Regions from separate parts of the Homo sapiens genome. Here all the other regions are linked to region 5. The links are chromatin contacts, found by Hi-C or POLR2A ChIA-PET in ENCODE. All regions are on one chromosome and are shown on one strand. The core of a region is the stretch at or near the end of the contact, and the rest is flanking DNA. Distances in the headings are between cores, read along the strand shown.

The links. Hi-C counts contacts between places; a loop is a spot of excess contacts on that map. ChIA-PET counts read pairs that join two places held with the same protein, here RNA polymerase II (POLR2A). Pooled maps may share reads with other maps.
Region 1: POLR2A ChIA-PET joins it to region 5 with 31 read pairs in OCI-LY7. The contact joins the promoter of TSHZ2-AS1 here to the promoter of BCAS1-AS1 in region 5. POLR2A ChIA-PET finds 5 or more read pairs at or near these places in 3 of 52 experiments (H1, OCI-LY7 and naive thymus-derived CD4-positive, alpha-beta T cell).
Region 2: a loop to region 5 is called in a map of endothelial cell of umbilical vein, with 4 times the contacts of the local background. The contact joins the enhancer-like site here to the promoter of BCAS1-AS1 in region 5. A Hi-C loop is called at or near these places in 7 of 168 maps with a recorded cell type or tissue (CD14-positive monocyte, CD8-positive, alpha-beta T cell, Calu3 and 4 more), 33 of 37 single-sample maps with no recorded cell type and 22 of 50 pooled maps. POLR2A ChIA-PET finds 5 or more read pairs at or near these places in 22 of 52 experiments (AG04450, BJ, CD4-positive, alpha-beta T cell and 17 more).
Region 3: a loop to region 5 is called in a map of K562, with 4 times the contacts of the local background. The contact joins the enhancer-like site here to the promoter of BCAS1-AS1 in region 5. A Hi-C loop is called at or near these places in 6 of 168 maps with a recorded cell type or tissue (Calu3, K562, MCF 10A and 3 more), 1 of 37 single-sample maps with no recorded cell type and 20 of 50 pooled maps. POLR2A ChIA-PET finds 5 or more read pairs at or near these places in 25 of 52 experiments (A549, AG04449, CD4-positive, alpha-beta T cell and 21 more).
Region 4: a loop to region 5 is called in a map of mammary epithelial cell, with 6 times the contacts of the local background. The contact joins the promoter of ZNF217 here to the promoter of BCAS1-AS1 in region 5. A Hi-C loop is called at or near these places in 26 of 168 maps with a recorded cell type or tissue (A673, B cell, Caco-2 and 19 more), 17 of 37 single-sample maps with no recorded cell type and 21 of 50 pooled maps. POLR2A ChIA-PET finds 5 or more read pairs at or near these places in 33 of 52 experiments (A549, A673, AG04449 and 26 more).

What each region holds. Positions count from the first base shown.
Region 1 is chr20:53,503,068-53,505,767 of GRCh38, reverse strand. TSHZ2-AS1 (TSHZ2 antisense RNA 1) reads left to right here and starts at 1,450. Exons shown (of 6, transcript NR_187667.1): 1 at 1,450-1,659. RefSeq lists an enhancer at 1,048-1,698.
Region 2 is chr20:53,642,032-53,644,731 of GRCh38, reverse strand. No RefSeq gene overlaps it. Among named protein-coding and RNA genes, the nearest start is that of ZNF217, 50 kb to the right of the region's middle. RefSeq lists enhancers at 1,314-1,363, 1,404-1,453. Within about 2 kb of position 1,416, at least 29 of the 41 ENCODE cell types and tissues checked have a DNase peak (open chromatin) inside an H3K27ac peak, as active enhancers do; they include CD14-positive monocyte, CD4-positive, alpha-beta T cell, CD8-positive, alpha-beta T cell and 5 more, where a contact is called at or near this core.
Region 3 is chr20:53,610,374-53,613,073 of GRCh38, reverse strand. All of the region lies in intron 1 of LOC105372672 (a long non-coding RNA gene), which reads right to left. Among named protein-coding and RNA genes, the nearest start is that of ZNF217, 18 kb to the right of the region's middle. RefSeq lists an enhancer at 2,255-2,304. Within about 2 kb of position 1,358, at least 13 of the 41 ENCODE cell types and tissues checked have a DNase peak (open chromatin) inside an H3K27ac peak, as active enhancers do; they include CD4-positive, alpha-beta T cell, GM12878, HCT116 and 5 more, where a contact is called at or near this core.
Region 4 is chr20:53,592,509-53,595,208 of GRCh38, reverse strand. ZNF217 (zinc finger protein 217) reads left to right here and starts at 1,370. Exons shown (of 6, transcript NM_006526.3): 1 at 1,370-1,453. RefSeq lists silencers at 350-1,189, 1,280-1,359, 1,850-1,999, 2,420-2,659.
Region 5 is chr20:53,914,179-53,916,878 of GRCh38, reverse strand. BCAS1-AS1 (BCAS1 antisense RNA 1) reads right to left here and starts at 1,390. Exons shown (of 5, transcript NR_199019.1): 1 at 1,313-1,390.

The sequences.
Region 1 (2,700 bases), core at 201-2,700, 410 kb after region 5:
ATTTTGGCATGATTTTGCAGCGGCTGGTACCGGTTGTTCCTTTCCATGTTTAGCGCTTCCTTCAGGAGCTCTTTTAGGGCAGGCCTGGTGGTGACAAAATCTCTCAGCATTTGCTTGTCTGTAAAGTATTTTATTTCTCCTTCACTTATGAAGCTTAGTTTGGCTGGATATGAAATTCTGGGTTGAAAATTCTTTTCTTTAAGAATGTTGAATATTGGCCCCCACTCTCTTCTGGCTTGTAGGGTTTCTGCTGAGAGATCCGCTGTTAGTCTGATGGGTTTCCCTTTGAGGGTAACCCAACCTTTCTCTCTGGCTGCCCTTAACATTTTTTCCTTCATTTCAACTCTGGTGAATCTGACAATTATGTGTCTTGGAGTTGCTCTTCTCGAGGAGTATCTTTGTGGCATTCTCTGTATTTCCTGAATCTGAACGTTGGCCTGCCTTGCTAGATTGGGGAAGTTCTCCTGGATAATATCCTGCAGAGTGTTTTCCAACTTGGTTCCATTCTCCCCATCACTTTCAGGTATACCAATCAGACGTAGATTTGGTCTTTTCACATAGTCCCATATTTCTTGGAGGCTTTGCTCATTTCTTTTTATTCTTTTTTCTCTAAACTTCCCTTCTCGCTTCATTTCATTTATTTCATCTTCCATCGCTGATACCCTTTCTTCCAGTTGATTGCATCGGCTCCTGAGGCTTCTGCATTCTTCATGTAGTTCTCGAGCCTTGGTTTTCAGCTCCATCAGCTCCTTTAAGCACTTCTCTGTATTGGTTATTCTAGTTATACATTCTTCTAAATTTTTTTCAAAGTTTTCAACTTCTTTGCCTTTGGTTTGAATGTCCTCCCGTAGCTCAGAGTAATTTGATCGTCTGAAGCCTTCTTCTCTCAGCTGATCAAAGTCATTCTCCATCCAGCTTTGTTCCGTTGCTGGTGAGGAACTGCGTTCCTTTGGAGGAGGAGAGGCGCTCTGCGTTTTAGAGTTTCCAGTTTTTCTGTTCTGTTTTTTCCCCATCTTTGTGGTTTTATCTACTTTTGGTCTTTGATGATGGTGATGTACAGATGGGTTTTTGGTGTGGATGTCCATTCTGTTTGTTAGTTTTCCTTCTAACAGACAGGACCCTCAGCTGCAGGTCTGTTGGAATACCCTGCCGTGTGAGGTGTCAGTGTGCCCCTGCTGGGGGGTGCCTCCCAGTTAGGCTGCTCGGGGGTCAGGGGTCAGGGACCCACTTGAGGAGGCAGTCTGCCCGTTCTCAGATCTCCAGCTGCGTGCTGGGAGAACCACTGCTCTCTTCAAAGCTGTCAGACAGGGACATTTAAGTCTGCAGAGGTTACTGCTGTCTTTTTGTTTGTCTGTGCCCTGCCCCCAGAGGTGGAGCCTACAGAGGCAGGCAGGACTCCTTGAGCTGTGGTGGGCTGGGCCCAGTTGGAGCTTCCCGGCTGCTTTGTTTACCTAAGCAAGCCTGGGCAATGGCGGGCGCCCCTCCGCCAGCCTCACTGCCGCCTTGCAGTTTGATCTCAGACTGCTGTGCTAGCAATCAGCGAGACTCCGTGGGCGTAGGACCCTCCGAGCCAGGTGCCGGATATAATCTCGTGGTGCGCCGTTTTTTAAGCCCGTCCGAAAAGCGCAATATTCGGGTGGGAGTGACCCGATTTTCCAGGTGAGTCCGTCACCCCTTTCTTTGACTCAGAAAGGGAACTCCCTGACCCCTTGCGCTTCCCAAGTGAGGCAATGCCTCGCCCTGCTTCGGCTCACGCACGGTGCGCACACCCACTGACCCGCACCCACTGTCTGGCACTCCCTAGTGAGATGAACCCGGTACCTCAGATGGAAATGCAGAAATCACCCGTCTTCTGTGTCGCTCACGCTGGGAGCTGTAGACCGGAGCTGTTCCTATTCGGCCATCTTGGCTCCTCCACGTATCTGTTGATCCTTCCTTCCTCCCTCCTTCCTCCCTGTCTCCCTTCCTCCCTCCCTCCTTTCCTCCCTTTCTCCCTCCTTTCTTTCCTCCCTCCCTTCCTCCCTCCCTTCCTCCCTTCCTTCCTCCCTCCCTTCCTCCCTCTCTTCCTTCCTTTTTTGAGACAGGGTCTTGCTCTGTCGCCCAGACTGAAGTGCAGTGGCACAATCATGGCTCACTGCAGCCTTGAACTCTGGGACTCAGATGATTCTCCTGCCTCACCCTCCCGAGTAGCTGTGACTGCAGGCACATACCACCACACTTGGATAATTTTTTAAATTTTCTGTAGAGATGGAGTTTCATCATGTTGTCCAGGCTGGTCCCAAACTCCTGGGTTCAAGTGATCTGCCTGCCTTGGCGTCCCAAAGTACTCAGGTTACAGGCATGAGCCACCATGCCCGGCCTGATTCTTTTCTATGTATACATAATTTTATTTTTTTTAAGCAACTGTGCAGTGTGAGGGCTGATAGACTCTGTTGCAGGAGCTGGTGAAACAGTGGGAGACCAAGCAGGATTTTGCTCCTGTCTTCATGAGTCTGAAATCTAGTGACAGAGTAATGGGGCTCGTCAAAGATTTTTGGTAAACGACTAGATAGTAGATATTTTTGGCCTTGGGGAACAAAAAATGAAATTGTATTATGATGGCATCACTGTAACCCAGAGGGTGCCATGCAGCGGTGTGGAGCGAGGAGAGATCCATGTAAGTTTCCGTAGCAAATGCTTCACTTGGCTGTTGTAAAGTGC
Region 2 (2,700 bases), core at 167-2,666, 270 kb after region 5:
TTTGTGTTAGCTTAAACTCAATTTCAGCTGTAATCATGGAAATCAAATTTATATAAGAAAATATCAGATTAATTCAGTTTTCATACACACATTCACTCGAATTTTTAAATTTCATCAATTGATTTTAGAAAAGAGCAGCATAGTGAAAAAAAGTGAAGAACTATATTCTTGCCAAATTTATACCTAAATTTTACTGAAATATTAATTAGTTTTTTTTGTTGTTGTTTTTGTTTTTCTGGAGACAAGGTCTTGCTTTGTTGCCCAGGCTGGAGTTCGGTGACAATCTTGGCTCACTGCAGCGTCAACCTCCCAGGCTCAAGAGATTCTTCCACCACAGCCTCCAGACTAGTTGGGACTACAGGTGCACACCACCACAACCAGCGATCTCGGCTCACTGCAACCTCTGCCTCCTGGGTTCAAGCAATTCTCCTGCCTCGGCCTCCCTAGTAGCTGGGATTACGGGCATGCACCACCATGCCCAGCTAATTTTGTATTTTTAGTAGAGACGGGGTTTCTCCATGTTGGTCAGGCTGGTCTCCAACTCCCTACCTCAGGTGATCCACCCACTTAGGCCTCTCAAAGGTGCTGGGATTACAGGTATGAGCCATTGCGCCTGGCCCATTTTTCATAAGAATTATAAAATTGCATTGTTTCTGACATGGGCGTAATCTATGATCTGCCTTCACCAAAAACATGCAGAGGAAAATAAAATACATATTTTTTATTTTTAGTTTCTCTGCTCTTTTGGCTTTATTGTTTGAAATCTTTTTATTAGTAATAGGTATGTTTGGTGTTCACTTTTTCCATACAGTGCATTAATGTGTGGTTTAAATACAAATTTAAGTGCAAAATTATAAGACAGTAGCCTGGAAAGGCCCATTTGGGCAGATGTGGCTTATTAAAAATCCCAGCTGGGTGCAGTGGCTCACCCCTGTAATCCCAACATTTTGGGAGGCTGAGATGGGCAGATCACCTGAGGTCAGGAGTTCAAGACCAGCCTGACCAAGATGGTGAAACACTGAGTCTACTAAAAATACAAAAATTAGCTGGGCATATGCTGGGCACCTGGAATCCCAGCTACTCAGGAGGCTAAGGCAGGAGAATCCCTTGAACCTGGGAGGCAGAAGTTGCAGTGAGCCAAGATCGTGCCATTGCACTTCAGCCTGGGTGACAAGAGCAAAACTCGGTGTCAAAAAAAAAAAAAAAATCACAATTTTTGGGTTTCTTTTAAAACTTAAAAATGGAGGATGAATTTCCAGCATCCTGCTACTCGGACGGAGGAAACAGAACAGGAACAAAGCTGAAGTGAGCTAGGCAGGCCGAGGGAACCTCTGGCTGCCTCCCATTGCTGCTGCACGCAGGTAATGCAGCGGTTCATAGCCTGCCTTCCAGCCCTGGTGTTAGACGACTTTCAGTTACAGTATTGTGGTGAATCATTTCCTTCCAAGGCTCAGGGTGATCTATCACACGGGCGTGTTGTCTAGATTTTAACAACAATATGAGCAGAAAAGTTCCTCATTCCAGAAATGCAAAACAAATTACATAAGAAGTGTATTCTTTAAAGGAAAAAGCAAAGTCTACATAAAGGCATAATGAATAGGAAGAACAATTATGCGTGGGAAAACAAAGCTCTTTAAAAAAATCATCAAAGAAATGAGGTTTTTCTTCCCTTGTCTAATTTATAACAGTGACGTTCCTTTTGAAGACAGGAGCAGGGGCATAGGAGCTGGAGTATCGGCCTTAGCTGTGCCTTTTGTAATGTCACTAGGGACAGGGAGGGGGAGGAGTTGTGACGGTGTTGGAAACACTGGCCCTGGTGTATTATTGCTTGCACTACAGGAGTTTTTGGTTGCCAAATCAATACCTTGGTTGTCCTTGAAAAACCCTGCAGGTCTGTTTTTAATAGCTTGCTACACCGGTGAAATTACCCTGATTACTTAGCAAAGCCTCACCTTTGATCCACTGATCTAGTTAGAGACCTGTGTGAGAGAGAGAGAGCCTGTGGCCCCAGAGATATTAACAAATTAGAAGAAGAAGGAAGGGAAAACTGCAACTTACAGAAATACAGGAAGTCTGAGGTTTGTCAGTTGTTGAAACATTTGATATTGTCTTTTAAGAGTCTCCGTGGTCTGAGAGCTTTCTTTGGGATAACAAAATACTAACATTAAAGAGCAACGTTCGGGCACAGTGACTCACGCCTATAATCCCAGCACTTTGGGAGGCCAAGGTGGGTGGTTCACGAGGTCAGGAGTTCGAGACCAGCCTGACCAACATGGTGAAATCCTGTCTCTACTAAAAGTACAAAAATTAACCGGGCATGGTGTCATGTGCTTGTAATCCCAGTAGGAGAATCGCTTGAACCCGGGAGGCGGAGGTTGTAGTGAGTCGAGATCGCGCCACTATGCTCCAGCCTAGGCGACAGAGCAAGACTCTGTCTCAAACAAACAAACAAAAAAAGAGCAACAACAATAACACCACAGCAAAGCCACCTGCTATTCAAAATCAAGAACAGTGGATCAATCCAAATTAAAGAATGGTGGCTGGTATTGTTTTCCACCTCACTCTCCCAAGAGATACATATGCCCAAAAACATTTCCATTTCCTGTTCATGCAACAGTGAAGTGAAGGGTCATTTTCCTTCCAATTTTTGTACTCATTAGACAGAGTGCCTTTTAAGCATTTATTTATTTTTAAATTAAC
Region 3 (2,700 bases), core at 109-2,608, 300 kb after region 5:
ACCTCCTGGGTTCAAGCGAGTCTCCTGCCTCAGCCTGCCGAGTAGCTGGAATTACATACAGGCGCCTGCCACCATGACCGGCTAATTTTTCATTTTTAGTAGAGATGGGGTTTCACCATGTTGGCCAGGCTGGTCTCGAACTCCTTACCTCAGGCGATCCACCCGCCTCGGCCTCCCAAAGTGCTGAGATTACAGGCATGAGCCACCGCGCCCGGCTACATTTCTTTAAAATTTCTCAAGTTAAAAGTAAATAACTGTTAGAATGGTTACATCCAATATTTACAAGCAGAATGTGTTTCCTGAGAATTTGCCCTTTCATTTAAGGTTGCAGTAGTGCTGCCACCATGTTTTCACACGTGATCAAATGTATCCCATTGGAAAACCGTGTAATCTTGTTCGGAAATCTTCCTCAGGCTTTGGCATCCTGTGGGTGTTCTGCCAGAGAACTTTAATCCAAATCATAAACTTAAGTCATAGGTACTAAAAAAGAAACTTCTGGTCTAGGACTTTGAATCTTTTGACTGTTAATAATCAAGAAAGCTGTATTTTCTTTCGTTTAAAAAATAGAGACGACTGGTGGTGGTGGGGGCTGCGGGTGTGTGTGTGGCTCACGCCTGTAATCCCAGCAATTTGGGAGTTTTACGTGGGCAGATCACTTGAGGTCAGGAGTTTGAGAACAGCCTGGCTAACATGGTGAAACCTCATCTCTACTAAAAATACAAAAATTAGCCGAGCATGGTGGTGCATGCCTGTAGTCCCAGCTACTCGGGAGGCTGAGACATGAGAATTGCTTGAACCCGGGACAGGGAGACTGCAGTGAGCCGAGATCATGCCACTGCACTGTAGCCTGGGTGACAGAGTGAGATTCTGTCTTAAAAAAAAAAAAAAAAAGAAAGATTAAAAATAGAGATGGGGGGGTCTCACTATGTTGTTCAGGCTGGTCTCAAACTCCTGGGCTCAAGTGATCCTCCCACCTTGGCCTCCCAAAGTAGAAGCTGTATTTTCAAGTTGGTCAAGTGTTCACCTACTCTGCCTCCAACTGTGATTTCAGTATATACAGGCATCCATAAAGTCTAGAAACAAAGAATCTACGTCATTACAAACATCTTCAATTTGTAAAAATTAGAATACATATAATAGGATAGAGTATAATAGAATAAAGTAGGATAAAACAAAACAAAGTAAAATGAAATAAATTAAACAACACTGTGTCTCCAGACTTTATGAAAATCTTTTTCGTGGACTTGAGGATGTACCGAGCCAGTGGAGTGGCTGGATGAAATGGGAACTCCACCGCAGGAAGTGGTGCTTTTCTCATGCTGCTAATTAAGGAATGTGGAACCCTTCTTTCTGAGTCAGCTTGGCGGTATGTAGAATTCTGTCCTGCTCGGTGCTTACGTGATTATTGCATGAAACTTTAGAAATAAACCAGAGTATCTTGCCACTTAACACTTAAGAGGCCAGAGGTGGTGTGTGTGTGTGTGTGTGTGTTTTTAAATGGTTCCTAATCTTTAAAATGGTTAGTTGCAGCTGGCCTTTTATCAGCTGATCATATTTACAGCAGTCTCAGATGGCACGGTGCCGTCCCAAAAGATTTGGACCATTTAGAAGCTCACATTTTAAGGTACACAGGCTTATCATAGCATTCTGAGGATTCACTAGAATTACATGGCAAGAAAAACTTTTCTGTGGAACTGTTTACTATTCTTATTTTAAATTACTTTTTGGTAAAATAAATGTTAATTTATTTCAAAGGTAATATAAGTAGATTATGAAAAATAATTAGAGAAAAATAGAAAGTAGAAAAAGGGTCATACATATGCCATTATTGAAAAACAAACATTAAAAAAATTTTTAAATATAACCCATCATAGGATTAAGGGTAAAAAAAGAAAAAAAGAAACAATTTTAATAAAAATTTTGAAATGTATGCGAAAGTAGAGAGAATAATAAAAATAGTGTAATGAGTAACCCCCATATCTGATGCCCAGTTCTAGTTTCTTTTTCTTTTTCTTTTTTTTTTTTTTGAGATGGAGTCTCGCTCTGTCGCCCAGGCTGGAGTGCAGTGGCACGATCTCAGCTCACTGCAATCTCTGCCTCCCGGGTTCACACCATTCTCCTGCCTCAGCCTCCTAAATAGCTGGGACTACAGGCACCCACCACCACGCCCGGCTAATTTTTTGTATTTTTAGTAGAGACGGGGTTTCACCGTGTTAGCCAGGATGGTCTTGATCTCCTGGCCTCATGATCTACCTGCCTCGGCCTCCCAAAGTGCTGGGATTACAGGCGTGAACCACGGTGCCTGGGCAAGTTCTAGTTTCAAGATGTTAACCACCTTTGGTTCAATTCTCTTGTTTTTTTATTTACTAAAGTATTATAAATTCTCCTATGTCATGTCATTCTTCTATATCCTTCAGTATACATCTTTAAATATATATATAATGCATATTCTGTAATAATCCGTGCCATTATTACAGCTAATGAAATAAAATTTTTTTGTTTTCATATAATATTCAGTCTGTACTAAAATTTTTCTGATAAAATCAATTTAAATATTTTTATGTATATTACATCCTTTTTTCGTTACTAATAGAAAAAATTAGAGTTCATTAAAAATACAACTTTGCATCTCGGTTTTTTCATTTGCTATTATAAATATTTCCCAATGGCCTATTTTTCAAAGCTTTCTAATTCTAAAAT
Region 4 (2,700 bases), core at 121-2,620, 320 kb after region 5:
CTCGAAGCTTATTTAAAATGGGGAAATATCACAGGCCTTAGGAATCAGGATCTTTTTTTTGTCCTTTTTTTCAGTAAGGAAAGAAAACATTTGGGAAACGCTTTAAATGAGTTGTGCGTAGGGAGGAGGGGAAAGGGTAGCGGTTTTTTTTTTTTTTTTTTTGTCCCTTTTTTTGTCCCCGGTTTCCTCCAAATGGATTTCTATCAAAACCAAGTAGATTCTTGGAACCTAGGCTAAGTTTAGAAATCTCAAGTTAGAATAGCGCAAGCCCAGCCCTTTCAGAAAAAAAAAAATCACAACAATTAAATAGCTTTCTGAAGATACTCATTTAAAAACTGTTTATCTTCTCGACCTTCCTCAAGCTTGAAGAAAATCTTTGGTGTTTTTCGCGCACAGCTGCCTTCTAACCCGCGAGCAACGGCGTTAAGGTTTTTGTTTGTAATTCGGGGTGACCCAGGGGTTCGGGCCGCGGGCCCCTCCCCTCGCCCGCGCACACCTTGCAGAGGAGGGGGCGGCGGGGACAGGGCCGGATCTGCGCCTGCGCACACCCTCGCGGCCCCCTCCCTCCGGCCTCCCCGGGTACCTGTCACGGCTACCGCCGCGGCGCGCGCCCGCCACGTTAAGCCGGATGGCGGGAGGAGGGGTGCGGGGCGGGGGGCGCGGGGAGGGTGGCACGGCGCGCGCGTGCGCGGGAGTCGCCGAGCGAGAACTGGGAGTGCGCGCGCTCGCCGCTCGCTCCCGTCCCGGAGGCGGAGTCGGCGGCGGGGGGCGGAGCAGGGGCGCGCCTATGCTAGTCACGTGGGCGCTGGGGCGGGGCCGGGGCGGTGTGGGGCGTGGCCGGGCGGCCGGTGAAGGCAGGGGGCGGGGCGGCCGGTGAAGGCAGGGGGCGGGGCGTCTCCGAGCGGCGGGGCCGAGGGAGGGCGCAACAGCTGCTCCCTGAACACTTTCTGACCCAACAGTCCCCCAGCGCCGGACGCGCCGCGCCCCGGCGGCTCTAGGGACCCCCCGCGCCTGCACTGTCCCCGCGCGGACGAGTAGGGGGCGCCCGCGCCTTTGCCCCCGTGCGCACCCCCGCCCCGCTCACCTTAGCCCCGCGCCCGAGGTGAGCCCGGCCCCTATATTCTCCGGGCGGGGGTGGGGGTGGGGGACGCTCCTTTTTTGTTGGGGGGGGGTCTTGGAGGCGCGAAGGCACTAGGCTCCTCGGCGGATGGCTGCACCCCTCGCCCGCGGCTCCCCGTGTCTTTTGGGGGGCCGGGTGCGGGCGCGGAATCCGGGAGGTGTCCGCACAAAAGGCTGAGAGAAACTCCGCGACGCCTCCCTCCCTCCCTCCGCCCTCCCCGCCCCCTCCCCTCCGCGCCCGCTCCTCCTCATTCAAACCCGGCCGGCCCGAGTGGTGTCAGCTCAGTCCCGGCCGCCGCCGCGCGAGGAAATGGCCGAGGAGCCGGAGCCGCAGGTAAAGGGGGCGCGCCCCCCGCCCGCGCCAGCCGGGGCGCCCGCCCGGTCCTGCGGAGGCTCCCGCGCCGCCCCCGAGGCGCCCGGCTCTCGTTGTCTTGTCCCCCCCCAGGATGACCTCAGTTCCCCGTCTCAGCTTTCTATCCGCTCCTCTAGGGCGCCCCCTCCCCAGCCGGCTCCTGCGCTTCCGCCCGCGGGAAGGTGCGGGCGATCCCGGGCTGCATCCGCTCTTGGCCGTCACACTCACGCCGCACGATTCAGAGGGGCTTGGGGTGCGGGGTTCCCTGAATCTCCGCCGGGAGCGGGGGTCTGCGGGGGTGGGCGGTGGGGGGCTGTTCCGAAAAGTTGGGTCGCCCCGCGGGGCGGGTCTCCCAATTTGCCCAGTTGGCCCTTGGGGCGCGGGCGGAGGGGGAACGTCGGCGTAGGGTCCCCCCGCGATGCCCGGGGAAGGGCCGGGGCAAGTTGGAAGCGGCCAAAACAATGCGTCCGGACGGGCATCCCCCCGTAAACAATGGCCGGGACGGTCCACTCGGGCCGGGCGGAGGGCGCCTCTAAGGGACCGCGGGAGGGGCTGGGCCTCGCCGCGGACCCCGACGCGCGCCCCGTGACTCCCTCGGGTGCCCAAAAATCTGTCCCCGGGAGTCTTGGGGCGCCTGCTCATCCCTGAACAGGGATGCACGGGGCTGCGTTTCCTGGATGTGTGCGATAAGGTGGCTTTTTTTTTCCCTCCTCTAATTTTAAAGATTTTTTTAAGTCTTAATGTTCTATAAACACTTAAAGAATATCTTTACAACTCAATTCTAGTGGAACACCCAAAGCCAGCTGGAAGCAGAACTGGGAACTCTAAAGGGCAGGAAGGATTGAAATGCTAGCCCAAAAGTGCTGCTGCTTTTTTTTTTCTTTTCTTTTTTTTTTTTTTTAAGGGAAGTTTCTGCCAGGAGGTGCCGAGTGGTGAAACCGCTCAGTTTCAGGCACAGCCCTCTTGTCTCTCGATTTGGCCCCGACTGCGAGCCGGACGGGATGGTGGAGAGGCGGAGGGCGCTGCTGGGGGCCCGGGAGGCTGGATTTGGGGCTGCCTGGGCGGTCCCGCCCGAGGGGCAAGACCCGGCACGCGGGGCGCGCGCCGGAACCTGGGTCCCGGGAGTTTGAGAAGATGTTCAGGGCCCGGGTTGGAACCCACATTTTGGGATTCTGGGTAGGGCCACCGAAGACGGGAAGGCGCTTTCTTGGGCGGGTGGGGGTGGGGTG
Region 5 (2,700 bases), core at 141-2,640:
AAGAATTCATCCCCTCACAGTTGCGTAGCTGCATTTCAAGAGCCCAGTAGCCACATGTGGGTGGTGGTTACCATATAGGACAGGACAGTCCGGGCGCAGTGGCTCGCGCCTGTAATCCCGGCACTTTGGGAGGCTGAGGCAGGTGGATCACCTGAGGTCAGGAGTTTGAGACCATCCTGGCCAACACGGCGAAACCCTGTCTCTACTAAAAATACAAAAATTAGCCAGCCATGGTGGCGGGTGCCTGTAATCCCAGCTACTCGGGAGGTTGGGGTACGAGAATCGCTTGAACTTAAGAGTTGGAGGTTGCCGTGAGCCGAGATCGTGCCACTGCACTCCAGCCTGGGCAACAGAGAAAGGCTCTGTCTCAAAAATAAATAAATAAATAGATAGATAGATAGGACAGGACAGATGCAAAACATTCATATCATCCTAGAAAGCTCTCTGTGCAGTGCTGGACTAGGTAGTCAGATTTGCCTGGGACACTCTGGACTATACCTGCTGTGTCCGCATCATCATCCATAGCACTCTGTTTCACTCTCAAAAATGTCCTGGTATTTCAGCTACCCTTCTACCCGCTGAGCCACACTCTTTGCTAGGACTTCCCTGAAACCCAAACCCTTTGTCTTGATGAATAAGTTGGCAGTGTCCAGCAGTCTCCCCCACCCCATTCCCTCTCACCTATCAAAAGCAACAATTTTAGGAACAGGAAAAAAAAAAATCCAAGTGAAGAAGTTGTCATTTCTCCCCAATTAAATGATTTCCTTGTCAGCGGTTTCACTTTTGTTTTGTATTTCCCTTTGCCTAAAGCAGCTCTGATGGGCGCCCTTTGCCCTGAATCATGCCCACAGATCTCACAGGAAGGAGGCCGTCCCCGGCTTCTCCTGAGCCCTCCCGGCCACCCTCCCCTACTCCCAGCCTCCCCTTCCCGTCTTGCCCAGCAGAGGGCGTCTGAGTTTAATATTCTCAATAAAGAGCATGTACACAATCACTTGGGATTTTTTTTTTCTTTCTTCCAGTGATACTTTTTCTTTGTGAGCAGCAACTGAGGTGCCAGATAATATAGGTCACCTGAAGGACAAGCCGTCAGAATTGGAGATCAGAGCCGCTCAGGCCGGCCGCCAGCTCGTTAGGGAACCGCACACTCAGCTCCCACCCAGCTCGGGACGCCCAGCGGGAGCTTCCCTTGCAAACACCAGCAGACACCATTTTGCAGAACTCTTAAGAAACGCGGGTTAAATGTGTTAGGTACAACGCATGCAGCCAAGACGGGCATGGAGAGCGAGAGGGCTGGCCCGGGGGGGAAGCAAACCTCCTGATGATGGGATTGCTCTTGCTGGGGGCTTTGTAAACAGCCTTGCATCTCACACCTCTGCCAGGCAACAAAATGGTGGTGGCTAGAAAAAATAAATAAATAAATAAACAACGCGGGGGTGGGGGGAAGGTGGCACCAGGTAGGTACCAGAGATGGACTTTTCTACAATTTTCTTGGGCTGTCCGTTACCAACAGTTATTCTCTCTCTTTTTCTTTCTTCCTTTCCTTCTCTGTCTCTCTCTTTCTCCACCCCCCTCCCTCTCTCTCTCTCTTCCCCCTCCCTCCCTCTCTCTTATTCTCCTTGTTACATTCTCTGCAGTAATCTTCCCCCTCCTACTGAAGGGGGCGGAAGACCCAGCTGATTTGACTCCAGCTCCCCCTCCTCAGCCTTGCAAATTCCTTATTGAGCATAATTTCTGATTTGTTTCTATGTATCTTAAGGGGTGAGGTGCTGAGGCAAGTTAAGAGTTCGGGTTATCTTGTTTGCCTGTTTTGGTGCACTGAACATATTTACGAAATGAAAAAGCTCCTTTCTAAATGGGTGTTAACTGCTCTAAGATTCCCAGGAAACGTGTTGAAGGGACATCTAAATGGAAATTGTGCAGTATTACTCCATTGCACCTTTTAGGAAGAAAACAATTGTGGCTACTCTGTTGGGCTCTGGTGGCAGTGTAGTAGTGAGTGATTTGTGTGACTGCGGCACATTCATTTTCCTTTTCTATTATAATCTCACCTTCCTTAAGGAATAAATGAGACCATACAGTAAAGGGCTAAGCAAAGTTGCATGACACAGCTTCGGTAGCAGCTGTTACTGTTTTATTATGTCTTTGCTTCAAGCTCTCTCCCTGGGCCTGGAGCTTAGCTTCTGCACACAAATGCTTGATGGAGAGAGCTCTGTGTTATCTGAATCCAGAAATTCTACAGCAGAGGTTTGGCTCCACCTCACCATTGATTTCCTTTCGGTGATTTTGTAAGTCATCACTTTGTAATGCAATTTCTCTCTGTATGAAACAAACGAGTATTTTTTTTTACCACCCCTTCTGAGACTGTTGATAAAACACACTCGACAAACGTTTTACAGCACCCTTGTGAGGCACTAAGGAATGGGGAGAAATCTACACCTAACCACCACCACCACCAGGCATCCCAGTGTGCTCAGGGCAGCGCCAGTTTTTGCAGAAGTATTAATAGCCCCTCCTTTCACTCCCCCAAGCGTCTTCGATGGGATGGTTAGTTATAAGGTCACGCTACAGAAAACATAACACCAGGCCTGGAGAAGTTCAGAGTCAGGGTGAGAGAAAAGACTGGGAGGAGGAGGTGGGCACTGGAGACCAGATAACCAGAGAGATAACAGATAGATACATAGATAGACAGGTCATAGAGAT